2 separate regions of the Mus musculus genome follow, and region 1 is linked to region 2. A link is a loop called in an ENCODE intact Hi-C map of the cell type or tissue named here. Cell type or tissue: heart. All regions are shown on one strand. Links, peaks and the distances in the headings refer to the core of each region. The heading gives the core; the rest is flanking DNA. Region 1 overlaps 4933435C09Rik (a long non-coding RNA gene). Region 2 has its middle 13 kb from the start of Gm36834.

Region 1 (8,333 bases), core at 218-8,217, 62 kb after region 2:
ATCTGATGGCGGGAGGCTGAGAGTGAGCTGCACTGTGCATCACCAAGGCATGAGGACACGTGGACCCCTCCCTCCAGTGACAAAATTTAGCTTTTTTTCAAATTTGTATGTGAGACTACAGTGCCGACTGTCACAGTCAGGCTGTATCCCCTTCCCTTTTGCTAAAGCCATGGACTGATGTGGCCTCCGTCTCTGTCTCACTCCCCGCCCTGCCCCACAGTCTCTCCAGGAGTTACACAGTTCTGTAAGCTCCAGAGATTCTCTCCATTGAAGATTGTGCCAATAGGAGAAACTTTGTCTGCAGGAGACCCAGCTAGAGGGGACGGAATGTAGAGGGAGCAGCAAGACTTGGAGGGGCAGAGGAAGGCCTAGAGAACAGGAAAGAGGTTATCCACCACAGAGCCTGTAAGACAGTAGCCTCCGATGCTGAAAGTCAGATGTAAGCAATCGCCCTAGAGGTTCCGAGAACAGAATGACACGTTCTCAGAGGTAACTGGGAAAGAGACTGAGCCCCAGCTGCATGTCCAAGGTCTCTCTGTTCTGACTCCAGTCCACCCAGTTGGTAGGAGGACGGTCCTAAGTGACGTCAGTATACCTACAGAGGGCACATGCAAGACTTTGGGCCACTGAGTCAGGGATTCCTTAATTTTCTGGGTACTGAATCAGGGATTAGAAGCCTGGGGCTATCTTACTCCCTGACTCTGTCCTCAGTTTTGGCAACGGAGAACTTTGGCTAAATCTGAGAACAAGATCCAATTCAAACGCAACTGGCTTTAGTTAAATATGTATGGTATACATATGACATTAAGAACGGTTCTCTGGTCAGCCAGGGCTGTGCACGCAGGGAGATGAGGCCGGCTCAGATGTTGCTCTCCTTGGGGATGAAGGAGGGGAGCTGTTCTTTTGGAGGTCTGCAGGTTTCTTGGAAGAGCAAGGCTTTGAGCAAGACTGGGAAATACAATGTAGCAAACAAGGAAGAGAGGTGTCAAAATGGCAGACAAAATGGGTGAGCAGAAAACTGTGTATGTGAGGGCTTGGCTAGCTCTGTAAGTGGGGAGTAGGTGGCTAGAGTCTAGACTCAGGTCCTGAGCCAACGGCTGCAGGCAACAGGTGGCAAGAATCAGGCTGGCAGCAAGGCAAGGCCCTGACCCTGGCTAGGGAACCACATACACTATGGAGTCCTCCTTAGTTTCTAAAGGGAAGATGGGTTGCTGCGAAGGACCCTGTGTCCACAGATAAATAGACCGTAAGAGAAAAAACTCAGAGGCCGAGAGAAAAGTCTGGGAGAGAAAAGACTGAGGGCTTTAATTTAGATAACATTAGAATATGAAGGTATATATACATATATGCATATACACATATAAAAATATACATATACAATATATAAGCACACATGTATATGTATACATATATGTATGTATACATATGTGTACATGTACATATATTATATGCATATATTATATAATGTATATGTATATATACATATATGTGTATATATTCCGAATTAGATTGCTTGGGTTTGTGGAAGCTAATACTAACTTCAAGGGGCAGATTTCAGCCTTGCCAGTGGGGAGGCTGGAGAGCTAGTGTGGTCAAGCAGTCTCAAGAAGAGACATGAGTCTGAGAGATGTTTGATTTGGTTTCCTGCAGTTCTCCATGGTGTCTGTGGAGATGCGGCCAGCAGTAGTGGGAGTTTCAGTAGAATTGTGGGAATTTCAGTAGCTAGAGATGGAGGTTCATGGAAGTAACGGCAGGAGACGTGACTCTGGGTGATGAGGACGAGGAAGGGGGCTGGGTTGGCAGAGAGGTAGGTTGGCGTGTACAGAGGAGGAGGACAGCGGAAGACTGGCAGAGAGAAGCCAGGTGATCCCAAGGTAGAATCCAGATGGTGGTCTGGAGGCACAGCGCCCCCAGGAGGCGGCTGCGAGGAAGGTGCGTGGGCTGGGCCTGAGGAAAGGAGTAGACGCAGAAGGTTTGCAGGACCCTATGGGAAGTGTGTTCTGGAACCAGAAGGTGCCAAGTGGGCAGAAAGCAGGTCTGAGGGAAGCCATTCCAGCCCAAGGGAAGAGGCAGCCATGCTCTGGGGTACTGCCACTCAAGGATGACCACGAGTGTACCTTTGAATCGCAGCAGAACCTGAACATGCAGCCTCTGATCCAGGAAAGAAGGAGGCTCAGATGACCGGTGTGGAAGGCCAGGGGCAATACTGGGCCAGGTAAGTAAGTTTAGTTTGCAGAGGAGGTGGGGACACCTGCTGCCCTGGCATGAAGGAAGGTAAGCAGCCATATGAAGGGACTCTGAGGTGAGCCAGGAGAGGCCAGAAAGGGTCTGAGGAAAGACCAGACAGAGCCCTACCAAAGAGGGCCATGAGATGTTCTACAGAGGAAAAATGGAGGTTGGGGCAGAGTCGAGGAATCTGAGAAAGGTGCAGTTCTCAGGGGCAGCTGCCCAGGTGTTGATCCACCCCCAGCATGGTATGGTGCCTAGCCTCCCTGCAGGGTCAGACAAGACAGCTTCAGGTTCAGAGAGGGTGCAAAGATTGATTTAGGTGGGTCCTTCTTGACAGCCTTGAGGAAGTTAGGGACAGAGGGATTGAGGGGACACAGAAAAGCTTGCAAGGGGACACGAGGGGAGCAGGGAATGAGGGATGCACAGAGAACCACAGAAATTGGTGTGGGGCAGAACCTGGGGGAGTGGATGTCCAAGGCACACAGTAAGTAAGCTGTTGAGCCTATTAAGAGGCGGTGTTGTGTCTGGAGAAATGTGGTTGATGCAGGAGGATGGATGGCGAGAGGCAGGGAGAGGCTGGGCCAGTGGCCCAGTTGATTAGAGACCAAGGACGAATCAAGTCCTGACAGACTGTGAATGGAGCCCAGTGCCCTGTGTGGAGAAGTGCTTCTCCCATACAACAGCACTTAGAGGTGCAATGGGTGCTCTCAGAGGTAAGGGGTGGGGTGCTCTGTCCTCTCTCCCTAACCCTGCTTTGTGGGGTCCTTGGCTGAGAGGCTAAGGTTCTAGCTTTATGACTTGGGTGATGCCCCGGGGAAGACATTTTGGAAAAGTGTCTCTTCTTACCTGCTGCCCACCACCAGAGCCTGCTCCAGGGCACTCTAACCCCTTGTCTGGTCCCCTGGCTAGGGGTGGAAAGGGGAAGGGTCAGCCTCTTTTACTCCACTCAAGTGTCTTCTGCATGCCAGGGACCTTAGGCAAGGAAGAGACAGGCCATCAGCACTTCCTGTCTTGGAAGGACAAGCCGCTGCCACCACCGCCAACAGACGGACAGCACAGTGGGATTTCCCGGTTCCAATTTGTTCAGCTCAGTTTGATTCTTTCTTTCCCTAGTGAGATTCATGTGGTGATGTTTGCTCTTCGGCAGCAGTTTACGGGCACAGTGGGGTTTGGAGAGACCTGAGATAGCCACGTGAAGGAAGCAGGTTCTCTGAGGCTGTGCTCTCCCAGCAAGGCCTGGACTCGAACCCATACCCAACTCTCAGGCCCTCAGCCCTTGTCAGATCAACTCCAAGGAGCTTCCATTCCAGGCCTCCCAGGACCCTTGGCCTCACACCACTTCCTGCTAAAAATTGCCACAGGCTTCTCTCCTCAGACCAGAACCTCCCTTTGTTTACTTTACCCCTCAGGACTGGGATTTCTTTGGGCCTGGCTCTCCTTTCCTATTAAGGTCTATGAAAAATGGGTGTGTGTGTGTGTGTGTGTGTGTGTGTGTGATGGGCAGACTGCTGTGCCTGCCCACCTTGGGTTATCTGTGAGTCTCCTGTGCTACCAGCCTGGGGACAGCTCTGGCCCTTGTGCGTCCCTCCCCCACATCTGTACACGCCTATCCTTTCCTGTGTCAATTGACATTTGTCCTCAGTGGGGAGAGAAGACCTAAAGGATTTGCACAGAGAGACCCAGGGCAGAGGGAGATAAATGGAATTTGCAATAAATCCGGGAGCAAAGTTGTAACTTGACTTCAAAACAAACAAAAGGGCCAGAACTGCACTTAAGCTCTGCAGAAGCTCAACTCCCAGTGTAAACAGAAAAGAGCAGTGGGGGTGGGGAGCCTCCGAGGGCCTGGGACAGAGGGGCAGGGTGAGGCTGACTGACTTCCTCCAGAGGATAGGGCTGGGGCAAGGTTTCTGTGGCCTTGCTAAGGGTGGAGGAAGACAGGCCAACTGCTGCTGCCTGCCTCTCTTTTCCCATGACTTTCCTGAAGGGAAAAGTGTCCCCAGGATCTGAAAAGTGTCCCCAGAAAGTCTTTTAGAAGAATGTGTCTGTGGTCTGTGGTCTGTGGCTGGACTAGGAGTTTACCCATCTATCCCACTCCTGGGCTGCATCAGATACCTGCATATCTGTGTGTGTCGCTACACTACTCACAGTAACAGGGAATTAGAGCATGCTTAGATGGCCATCAACACACAAACGCATTGCGAACATGTGGTACTTATACGTGATGGCATTTCATTCGGCTGTAAAGAAAGACAAAATTATGAAACTTGCAGGAAAATGTGTGGACCTGGAAATTATACTCAATGAGGTGGCCCAGATTCAGGAAGAGAACACCGTATGTTCTCTGTCCTATCAGATCTTAGCCTGTGATGTTTATATGTAGATCTGTGGGTGCGAGCATAGATATAGGATGTGAAATGAGGACTGCGACAAGAAGAAACAGGAGACTCGGGGGGGAGGACACAGAAGACACATGAAGAAAAGCAAAACGGAGAGCTGGGGGGGGATGGCTTAGCAGTTAAAAATGCTTGTCTGCGCAAGCCTAACCATCCATGCTCCATCCCCAGAGCCTATGTAAAGATCTAGATGTGGTGGTGCACATTTGTGGTCTCAGATGATAAGCCTATGGTAGGCTTTCTCATTCATACCACCATGCTCACTGAACACGTGCCCAGGGATTGCAGGCAACAGGAGAAGCTAGAAGGAAGGCCTGGACCACACTCTGCCTCAGAGTGCCTGGAAGGAGTCCCTGTTAACAGCATCTTGTCTACAGCACTGTGGGAGAAGAGATTTCCCTTATTCAAGCCAAGGTTCACACCAAGTTTGTGGAAACCAGCACAAGGCTGCCATCATTGGTATACTTGAATCTGGATGTCTTTTCCTTAAAGCCATAAGAGAGACCCTGGGCCAGCCCTGTCACACCACAAGGTTGTCTGAGGAGGCAGAGTCTCTAGAAAAGCACAGAGAAGTGATGGGACCCATTTGGTCGGAAGAAAAAGCAAGACCAAGGGAATGAATTACTCATTCATTCATTCATTCATTCACTTGTTCACTCACTTACCACTGGCTTATGGAACCTACTACAGGCCAGGCTCTTAGAACAAAACTGCACCCAAGGCTAGAGCCAGTCTTGTCCTGATCATAGGAGCTTGGGCCACAAGGTCCATCGTATATCACTGAAAAGGCTGGTTGATGTGTCTGGGATTTTCTCCAACTCTGGGATTGGGTGATTTGGGAGAAGAAAGAAGGGACCAGGGTGTGTTGTGTGTGTGGGGTCATTTTCTATGGTCACAGATGCTGAGAGTCAGGGCAGAAGCAAGGCTGCTGGTGACATGAGCCAGTGAGGAAGTGGCCCTGTGAAGAAAGCATACCTCAGTGGAGGGCTGGTGTGGGCAAGAGCCCAGCAGGGCAGCCACTGGCGAGACGTTGAAGGAGATGAGAAGGTCCCCCCTGACCATCATTAACCATACAAAACCCCAGGTCTCCAAAATAGCTTCAGCTGATTTGTGCTTATCAAATATCAGACTGGAAACCCCAGCAGTTTGTGTAGGATGCTTTCCAGAACGGGAGGGGTCAGGGGAGGATTTTACAAACTTGGCTTCGTGAAGCACAAATTTCCTGGAATTCTGGCCTCCTTGTTCTGGGATCCCCCACCTTCTCATAGGCGTCCTGTTCCTCTCACACACCTGGTGTCTCAGTGAACGGCCACTTTCTAGATGGCCTCTCCAGCCACAGGACATCTGTGTTCCTCAGCTCTTTGGTTTCCTCTTCACATATTTGGGAGTTATATGACACTCCGTGGAGAGTGATGCTGGCAGTCTAAGAAATACTTAGTTCAGAGCCCAAGGCCACTGTGGTTTACTGAAGCTCCATTTCATCTGGGCTAGAGGTGAATGCTTCCCTCCCGAGACCCCAGCAGGCGGGGGGTGTAGCAAAGTTCAAGGAACAGTCGCTTCCACCGAGGCTGAGTGTTTGGCACACACAGCCTGACAACACACTAAAAGACAGTCCAGGTCCAGGACCAGCATCAGCGGGCAGGGCAAGGCAGACTGAAGGAGTGGCCTGAGGGGAGAGGCTATGTCCCTGAATCCTTGCTCCTTCCTAATGATGGTTTGTAGTGGCACCATTAACCCTTCAAATGCTGTCATTGCAAGTCCTACAGTCACCTGACACCACATGTAATTAAAACCTAACTGTTTGTAGTTAACTTTTCTTTTTATGACCTCATAGCTGTCTGTAAGGCCTCCATCCTGGGTCACCTTATTTTCAGAGAGAAACCCAGAGGTATGCTGAGGGGGGGAGAGAGAGAGAGAGAGAGAGAGAGAGAGAGAGAGAGAGAGAGAGACCTAAATACCAGATTCAGAAATAAAAAAAAATGAAGGGGAAAAAACCAACCATAGGCAGCATTTTATGATCGTAAAAGTCACCTGTGGCTATAGAGGACAAGTTAGAAAACACAGAGAAGTCTACAAATGAAACAGAGGCTACCCCAATCCATTCCTAAGGGCTGCCATCAGTGTTCTGAAGTCTAAATGCTCTTCCTGATTCTGAAGCTCTCCCCACATTTGTACCTTCAAAATAAAAGTAGACAGCGAGCCAGATGGCTCGGCAGGTAAAGAGGCTCATTGTCATGCCCAGTGGCCAGAGTTCAGCTGGCCTCCAGGACTTTTATGGTGATAAGAAAGAATGTGATGCCTGTAAGTCGTCCTCTGACCAGCATGTACACAGGTACACACACACACACACACAGAGAGAGAGAGAGAGAGAGAGAGAGAGAGAGAGAGAGAGAGAGAGAGAGAGAGAGAGAGAATAAAGAAATGTAACAAAAATGGAAAGAGGTTTTGATGCCATAGCTCATATAGTTCATAGGACTGCATAGAGTTCCCAGACCTTAATATCTCAGATAAGTTTGATATAGGTATTAGTGAAAAAAATTAAATCCGGGGTGGGGAGGTGCCTTGGTCTATAGAGTGCTTGCTGTGTAAACCTGAGGACTTGGGTTTGGATCCCCAGCACCCAAGTAAAAAGCTGGGCATGATTAGTAGCTCCTGTAGTCCTGCTACTTGGGAGGTGGAGATAGGGAGGATAAAACATAAGGCTTGTTGGCCAACGGTCTAGCCAATCAGTAAGCTCCAGGCTCAACAAGAGGCTGTTTCAAAACAAATAAAGAAGGGATTGAAGAAGACACTTGATGCTGGTCTCTGTCCTTGACATATTGACATACATGTGTACCCATGTACATGCACACATGAACATGTATGCACACATGTATAACTCTTGCCTCTCTCACACACACACACACACACACAGACACACACACAGAGTAAATCAATACACAAATAATTGAATGCCTACCTTGTGAAAGGCAGTTCTGGGCAACTTAGTGCTAAAGAGAGAGACAGAAGGGACACTAACTATTTCAAGATAAATATGTAAATAGGATGTAAATAAGGGTTGAGAATACAGCTCAGTCCCTTAAGTACTTGCTAAGCATTAGGAGCTAAGTTTGGTTTCTAGCACTTGTGTAAAAAAGCCAGGATGGCTGCTCGTGCAGACAGGGAGGTGGCTGGATCCCAGGAGCTTGCTGGTCAGCCAGCCTAGTCTAGTCAGCAATCTCTAAGTCCCAGTAAAAGACTCTGACTCAACAAGACAAAGTGGATAGCTACCGAGAAATGACACCAGAGGTTGATCTCTGGCCTCCACATGCATGTAAATGCACATACACACAAATACATACACTCACATCCATGTGCGTGTGCACACATACACACACAATATATATATATATATATATATATATATATATATACATATATATATATATACACACACATATATATATATATATATATATATACATATATAGTGGGCAGATACTCAGTAGTAAGGCATTTGCATAATATGTAAGTCCCTGGATTCAATCCCCAGTACTGATACAACTGAAATAAAGCCACTAAGTTTTAGGAAACCATAGAACTAGACAGATGGAACTAGACAGGTGAAGAGAAGCTAATGACCAAAGTTCCATTGCATAGAGGACAGAAGAATAAAGAACAAGCACCAGTCATTGGGTTTAACACACAGGAGAGAAGACAGTGGGCAGGTAC
Region 2 (8,333 bases), core at 121-8,120:
CCAATCAGTTTACACAACAAAGGCCGGTTTACATGAGAATACACTCATCTGAATGACAACCAGATCTTGGGGTCCAGAATTTAGCATTTGTATATATAACACCAGGCCAGCCCTCAGCATACCACAACTCAGCAATTAGGAACATGTTATAGGGGAACATGTACTAGCTACTGGGAGAAAAGCCACACAGATGATGTAACTCATAGCCAGCACTAGAGACTGCCATTAGAGTAGAATGTGGAAAATAAGACAGACATGTATAACTGAGCATATCATTGGCTAGAATTAGGGTTAGATGGCAGAAAAGCCAAAATCGCTGCTAAAACTCAGAGTGAGGATTAATGTTGTATTTATAGTCCCTTGGAGTTTGTAAAGGCCTTCCTCCCTCATGAGCTCATGTGATCACCAGAACTGTGGGACAGATGAGGAAGCTGGATAACAGCTGTTGCATCATACCCATTTTACAGATGGGAAATGGAGGTACCAGGAAGTTGCAGAGTTTGCTCATAGTTAGCTTTCCACATAAATGGCTAAACTGACACTTGATGGAGACAGAATTATCATAACTTTGGGTCAGACATACTTGGGGCGGAGGGGGGGGACCTAATCCTGACATTTATGTAACTTTAGTAAGATTACTATTTGAAGTGTTGGCTCTTTAAAAAAATGTTTTGAAAATTAAATTTGCTTATGAGTATGAATGCATATGTGAGTGTGTGTTTGTGTGTGTTGTGTGTGTATGCATGGTGCACATGTGGAGGTCAGAAGATAACTTTCAGGAGTCAGTTTTTGCTCTCTCCCACATGGGTCTCAGGAGTAGAACTCAGGCCCGTCAGGCTTGGCAGCCAGTGCCCTTACCTGCTGAACCTCCCCCTCCTCACTAGCCCAGCTTTTGATCTTCTTAACACACAAAAAGAAGATGACAGTCACAAGTTTGCAATGAAATTTAATCAATGGACATAAAGGACCAGTGTTTAGGAAGTCATCCATAAATGTTTCTTTTCCCTCCTACGGAGTTTTGAAATTACTGACATTGGTTATGAGTCTTTTGTCTAATATATTTACTGTTTTTGCTGTATTTTTAGGGGTTGAGATAAAATTACTCACATAGTTTTGAGGGGCTAGAAGCCAGGGCAGGGAGGAAGGGGCCAAGAAAAAGGTAGGACAATAGGTCCGTCACTCCTTGGCTCATTGGCAACTGCAGTGATTCCATACACAAAGCTTAGTAAAAGCATCCCACTTACATCAGCTAACTCCCCATCTGGGTGCCTCTGGTTCTACGCCCTATGTCCTGTAAATCCTGTGTCCTTTACTCTTGGTCATGGTCTCAGTCTTGGTGTCGCTACACACAGGATTCACAGGACATAGGGCATAGAACCAACAAGGAGCAATGAACAGGGAACATGAAGAGAACTGCCTAATTTTCCTTCCATGAAGACAACTTGGGAAGTGATGGAAGAAGTATGGTAGTCTCACATTAAAGAGGACAGGGAAGGTGCTGTGTTTTAAATGTTCAGTGCCTCCCACAGCTGTACATGATCGAACACTTGGTTCCCAGATAGTCACACTGTTTGGGGTCTTGCTGGCAGACAGAGGGCTGTAGGGGCAGGGCTTAAGGGTCCTCCGCTGGCTCTGACACTGCCTTCAGCTCTCTGCTTCCTGATTGATCCCATCAGCTGCCCCACGATGCCAATTCTCCAGCCATGGTTTCCCAGCCGTGGCGGACTCTACAATTATACACCAGGAGCTAAGGTAAACCCTTCCTCCCTTAGGTTGTTTCTGTCAGTTATTCTGTCACAGCATGAGAAGAGCAGCCAATTCAGTAGGGGAAGCAGCGCAGACAGACAGACAGTTCAGACTCCAGACTGGGCCCCACCACTCGAATTAATGGAACAGTCCAGGCTGACTGTCCAGAGGTGGTTTCCCCAGGAGAAGCCCAGGTTAGGGTCAAAAATGTCCCCATTCTGCTTGATATTTTAAATGCTGCCATGCTCAAGATGGTGCTCTATGTGATGGCCTGAAATAGGAGCTGAAAGACAAGGTGTGAGGTTCCAAAAATCTCTTTCTAGTTTTAATCACAGTTTCCTCAGCTGTACCACAAGAAAGAACATCTCTACTGGGCCACTCTCAAGGCCAAATGAGGGGGAAACATCTCACAGGTTTCTGTTATTCTTCTTTGAGTCTCTGTGCTTGCAAAGGTCTCTCACTTCAACAGTTACCCCCACCCCCACCCCGCTGCCATCTCCCCAGTCTAGTATGGCCCCATGAGAAGAACACACCACTTCTGAGGATAAGGCTGCCCTCCTGCTGGCCCTGCCTGCATGTAGAGACACAATCCCTGGATACTGGGCCAACAGGCTTGTCACAGTCAGTATCTCAGGTGCAGAGCGCATGAATGGATGCCTGCAGAGAGCTTCACTTGAAAGCCATCAGAGCGAGACAGAGGCACCTTCCCTTGCTGCATTCTTCAGCAGGGGGGGCTCAACATTCGTGTCTCCTCAGAAGGCCCGTGCGAGTACAGACATGCATACCTTCCTGCACGCTGACACTGCCTTGGCAGTGTGCAAGTTGTGCAAATTCCACTCTGGATCTCTCAAACCCAGCAGCAAAGCAAAAGTCATACATAGGTACTCTGAAACCTCTGCCTACTGAGACATCGTTTCAAGGTTCTTGCGCATAGTTTTAAATTCTCCGGTTCCTCTACGACTCAGCCTGCTTTCCCAAACCCAATGCAGTTGTCTGCCTTGGTCCAGCTTCAGAGTCCTTGGGCCACCAACTGTGAGGGCGGAGAGTCAGAGATTACTAGGATGCAGGGGGTGGGGGTTTGGCTTCCATCTGATGGCTATATAGTCCCAGAAGAATCGCTTTAACCTCCCTGTGACTGGGTTTTCTCACTGTAAAATGATGTTCATGGTGGCACCTACCACATAAGTTATTCCATACATACTATGAGCTTGTGCATTTGAGTTGGAATTTAGCACTGTATATGAAAAGTGCTTACCCAGTGCTTGGAACACTATGAAAAAGCATACGTGATACACAATAGTGATGCTAATTAGCACTATTATCAGACATCACCACATTATACTAATGATCCTATTATTACTACTACTACTACTACTACTTTCTTACCACAAACCTGGGGGTTTGTTACTAGCATCAGCCCTCATGGGAGCAAGGTATGGAAGTGAGGGTGTGTGAGGCAGGTGGATTAGAGAATGCAGACGTGCAGGAGGCAAGGAGATAAAAGATGAATGGACAGTGCTTGTGTTAACTCTCAGAAACTTGCTAGACCAACAGATTGGGCCAGTGTCAGGGATTTTTTTTCATTGCTGGGCTCTCTCAGAATCTACTTAGCCTCGTTTTCTATAACCTGTGCACCACAGTCGTATAGAAATTAAACTCTTTTGGTTTTGAGATCACTGGTGATGGAGCTTCTACATCTTTGAATTAACCCAACTGAGTTGGACCGAACCAGCCTTAGAAAACTGGTTAGTGACTGTGGTCCGAGTCCTAACTCCAGACCAGGTCTTTTCTTACCACTTCTATTGACAAGCCGAGCCTATAAGGAATCAGAAACAACTAGAGACTCAAGTTAGCTGTCTCACACCTATGTACCTAGACATCTAGTCCCTCCCTTCAGTCACTTCTGACCCATCCCATGGTACTATTATAGTTTGACTGTAAAGCATCTCCCAAAGGCTTGACTGAAGGTTAGTCCCCAATGCAATGTCCAGAAATGGGCTTTGGGGAAGGAGCTGCATAATGAGGGTTTTGTATGGGCCAACCTATAGTTGGAGTTATGATTTCATGGTAGTATTGGGACACATTACAGACTAGGAGGTGGTGCCTGCTTGGAAGAAGTTTGTGAGACACTCAGAGCCATCCTTCGAAGAAACTAGAAGACAACACTGATGACTTCTTCCATTTCCTGGGAAATTTGTAGTGAGATATCTAAGAATATGCTTAAATGCAAGTATACATGCAAATAACTATATATGTGATATGTATATATAGCATATCTTATGATAAATAACTGTATATATGATATATAATATAACACGATATCATCACACACTAAAACAGAAGTGGCTATGGAAAGAGAAATACCAGAAGGAAGGTTTTCTGTTTGTGATTTTGTGTATCCTCCAAAGTTTTTACACTGAGTATTTATTGTGTGTGTTGTGTGTGTGTGTGTAGTGTGTTGTGTATGTATTTCACTCTGTATACTCCCTTTGATTAGAAAAGTTCTAGTTCAGCTCCTTATTTTTGTTTGATTTCTTGGTACAGAGGAGCTATATTTGCTTTCCTCACCATGAAAATAGGCCCAACATCCCCCCGAATTGATAGCTAAAAGATTGCCCTTAGTCACTACAGGAATTGATGCACGTTTAAGCTTGACCAGGTCTGGCTAGTATACAGCGCTGGTCAGCATGGTTGGGTGAACTGTGGATAAATATTTAGAGTTGCTTACAAACAGTGAGGAAAAAAAAAAAAAAAACCCAAACCCTAAACCAACCAACCAAACAAACAAAAAACCCAGCCTGCCCTGTAGAGAATGTTCTGGCCGTGGTTTGTAGCTGCGGCCTGTCTGAGATCGCATGGGAGACACTGTTCACAGTGCGAAGCCAGAGACTCCATGGCCAGGACGCTCTTAGATGGGGTTTGCACGGCTGTGTCCTGGCTGTCAGGCCCCACAGGAGATGAGCCTGATGATCTCATGGTTATTTTCCATCCCTTATGATCTATGGGACTTCCCTGATGCTTGTGTAGCTGTTTGTAATTTGTTCTTTGGCTAGTCCTTTTTACACGGCTCTGAAGGAAAACAGTGATTTCCGCATTTTTTTGGGTCATAAATGGCAGAGGATTTGGTCCCTCTCCTCGTAGATTTGCCTTGGGTTCTATTATCTGTCATGAAAGAAAGAGGCTTATGGAAAAAGGAAGTTCGTTTGACAAAGATTTATCTATTTTTATTTTTATGTGTATAGGTGCTTTACCTGCACGAATGTGTACCATGTACATGCAGTACTGACAGAGGCCAAAAGAGGGCGTTAGATTCCCCGGAACTGGAGTTACATATGGTTGTGAGCTGCCATGTGGGAGCTGGAAATTGCACTTGAGTCCTCTGTGCTTTTAACTACCCAGCCATCTCTCCAGAACCCCCCAAATAAAAGTCTTTATCAGGTGAACCTGGATTCTCTAGAACTTCTTGTCTAAGATGTGTTCATCTACCAATAAGGACTGTCCAGTGCCAATCCTAGCCCTGTGTCCCTGCGGGTCTCAGAAGACAGAATAGCTTCTGTCTCTGCCTAGAATTGTGAAAATTTCTGAAGAAGGTTTTGACGTAACGGCAAATGCCGTTTTTGAGGCAATAGAATCTTTCCACTCATTACAAACCACCCTTCTACAAAGCAGATTTTTAAATCCTTCCCTAGTATGAGTAAGGACTGAGAAACAACAGATGATTTCTGCTTTCATCCAAATTACATGGAAAGTTCCAGGGGCTCCAGGAGGGAAGGACAGGGAGGAGAACAAAAACAGAACATCGGGGTCTCAGGATGTCCAGCTCCAGTCCCAGCCTCTGGGACTCACCACTTCTGACATGTCATCGAGCCTATAAATACCGTTCTCATCACCTGCAGCTGCAAAGCTAACGTCGCTTAGCTTGCCTGGATCTGCATTTATGGTCTTGCTTGATTGCAGAGCACACAGTTCACCCAGCCACCTCCCTCCTTGGGTCTCTGTGGGATTCTAGGGCTATCAGGGGATTGCCTAGAATGGAAAACCCATTAAACTACTGCCCCCAAGAAGGAACTGCCCGGTCCCAGGCTCACAGCTTCATTTAACTTTTCCATAGTTCCTCATGACTCTGTATCCATTTGTTCCCTCAAAATCCATTTTGGATAATCAGTCAACTACGTAAGCACTGTCCAAGGTCTGACAGTGTTCAGAGCACTGTGGAGATGTCCCTGGGGCATACAAAAATACTTTAAGACAGGGTTGGAGATACAGAGACTCATTAGAAAGGCAAGGCCCTGTGCATCTGCATCAGAGGACAGATAGGGGTAGCCACTGATGTGGAAACAAAGTGTAGGGAGGAAGTAGCCAGGATGTGAGGCGGAGGGAAGAGGCAATGTATCTCCAGGCCTCTGGAAGGTTTGTTAGGGAGCGGGATGAGATGCCAGAGAGGACAGAGTTGGAAACTGGAAGATGGGTGACAGCAACAAAGTAGGCAGGGATAGTAGTCCCCCAGGTGTGTAAGCCTGTGAATGTGAATTCAGGTGGGCAGAAGAGAGGAGTAGCACACAGACTGGAGAGGTGAGACAACCATGCTATGGGAAGCTTTACATTTTTAAGGTCCTGTGTACAATCTCCTGCCCTTCCTTCCTTTTGCAAGAACTAGTTGTTTTATGTTTGTCATTGCATCTTTGCCCCATGTGCTGTTTTCTAGAATAAGACTGTGTTATGAGCATCTGACATTTGCTTCGGGAATCTTCCTTTTGTCTCCCTCCCTCCTCACAATGGCTCACCAAGTGTGGAAGTCTCCAAGGGTCCTTTGCCATCTCAGCGTGGGTGACTTGCCAGGTACCATGGGTGCCTCGTAGACAAGACAAGCTGGCTTTCTCTTGGCAGGGAGTTTCATTTTGCCAATGGAACCAGACTTGGAAGAAACCAGATCGAGTGTCTGAACTATGTCCCCATAGACTGCCATCTTGGGAGGGCCAGGGGCAGACGCCAGGAGCTGGCCAGCGTCAGGGTACAATCTGGTAGCCACAGAAGAGCTCTCATCCTTGGAGAGTCTGAGTGCGTACTGACACCTGTTTGGCTTGGCTGGTCCTGGCTGGTCGCGTTTCCAACAGAGATGAGCAGGAGATGGATGAGTGGCTGAGAGCCGGCAGTGGTGGGAAAGAAAAAAAAAATCAGTTCAGGGGTAGACATCCACGAGGCAAACCCTAGTTAGACTGGTTCGCTGGACGACGTGAACCAAGCTTTCTCGTAATCATTTGAAGCACGCCGATGGAAGACAAGGGTGGGATGAAACTTCACGGAGCTGTTTATTTTTTGCATAAAAGGAAGATTAAAAAGAGCAAATGGCTAGAAGGGCAATGGACAGGGTTTAGTGGATAAGAAGAAAATCCATTGCTGGGAATTATGTGGGCCTGGAGGTTTGTGGTCCGGGGGTTGGTGTATGTGGGGGAGCTATGGTAGTAGTTCTTGGGCCCTTTCTCTGTCTGGGCTCTTGGCTTACTGCTGCGAACATGGCTTCTGGAGACCAAGAGGCTTTGTGGCAGAGGTACGCCATAAAGACTTACTCCCACCAAGGTAGCTGCAGCAGGGGGGCTTGCCACGCCTCCCCGCCTGCCTTACAACCATGACTTTTTTACTCAGAGACTGTCCATCTGTCCAGCCACTCCGCCAAGCCCAGAAGCCCCATGCTGGCTTCCTTTGGAAGAGCCCCAGCTCCCAGGGTGACCTCGGTAACAGCCGGGTACACGGACGACTTCAATCCCAAACTTCCCGTTACCAGGAAGAGCTTGGCCCAGGCTGTGAAAGTTACAATAACACAGTGGCTGTTTCTGAGCAGGAGCCTTCTGTGAAGTCATCGGGATAGTTCTCTCAGCAGCGTGTCTAATTTTCCCTGGCTGCCTTTCTGGGAGCCGGGCACCCAACCCAATTTAGTCCCTCCACTTTGGCTCATTCCTAGACTTCCATGCCATAAATCTGAGCCCCCCTCAGTGCCTGATCCCACCAGCAGGCAGACAATTCAGAATTAGCCATCGTCATGGTTGTCTAAACTGACAGGCAGGGAAACTGAGGCACAGCAGGCTACAGGGCCCTGTCCCACCTCCCACAGTGACCCAGCAGCACGGGTTGCCAGCAAGGCCCAGGATTCTGGCTGGAACTTTAACTATGGAACTCTTATGGAGGGCTAGGGGCCATGTGAATGGTTTCAAAGCTTTTACTGGGCCTCATTTGGCTCCAGATCCCAGAACTGTGTGCAATTGGATTTTGATGGGAATGCTGTGGAGTAGGAAGTGTGTTTGTGTGTGTGTGTGTGTGTGTGTGTGTGTGTGTGTGTGTGTGTGTGTGTGTGTGAGAGAGAGAGAGAGAGAGAGAGAGAGAGAGAGAGAGAGAGAGAGAGAGAGAGTGGTGGGCTTGATGGTGCTGTTTGGAATCCTTTTATGCTTTCTTGCCTGGAACTTGACAAGCCTCAGAGTAGAGGAAAAAACCAGAAAACTCAAAAGCAATGGGGGTGAGAGAAGAATCCTCCCAAAGCCAGGGTGCAGGCTGTGGGCAAATGCCTTTCTTTCTTCACCCAGAACCCCTGCCCT

The links. A loop is a pair of places that touch in the nucleus more often than their neighbours do. Peaks named below come from ENCODE experiments on the same cell type or tissue, not always from the same donor. Only the 100,000 strongest peaks of a DNase experiment are listed, where the experiment ranks them.
Region 1: it touches region 2 in a loop (1.9-fold over the local background); 2 of 42 quality-filtered maps call a loop at or near these places.

What each region holds. Positions count from the first base shown.
Region 1 is chr12:79,940,547-79,948,879 of GRCm38, reverse strand. It overlaps 4933435C09Rik (a long non-coding RNA gene), which reads right to left. Exons shown (of 3, transcript XR_381736.3): 2 at 3,076-3,201. Among named protein-coding and RNA genes, the nearest start is that of 4933435C09Rik, 8.2 kb to the right of the region's middle. RefSeq lists an enhancer at 2,645-5,082. In heart, for the core only: a CTCF peak has its summit at 1,924 (motif pointing left); DNase peaks (open chromatin) are centred at 4,079, 6,059 and 6,149; H3K27ac peaks cover 5,427 bases.
Region 2 is chr12:80,002,136-80,010,468 of GRCm38, reverse strand. No RefSeq gene overlaps it. Among named protein-coding and RNA genes, the nearest start is that of Gm36834, 13 kb to the left of the region's middle. In heart, for the core only: a CTCF peak has its summit at 5,024 (motif pointing right); DNase peaks (open chromatin) are centred at 4,658, 5,658, 6,013 and 7,834; H3K27ac peaks cover 4,724 bases.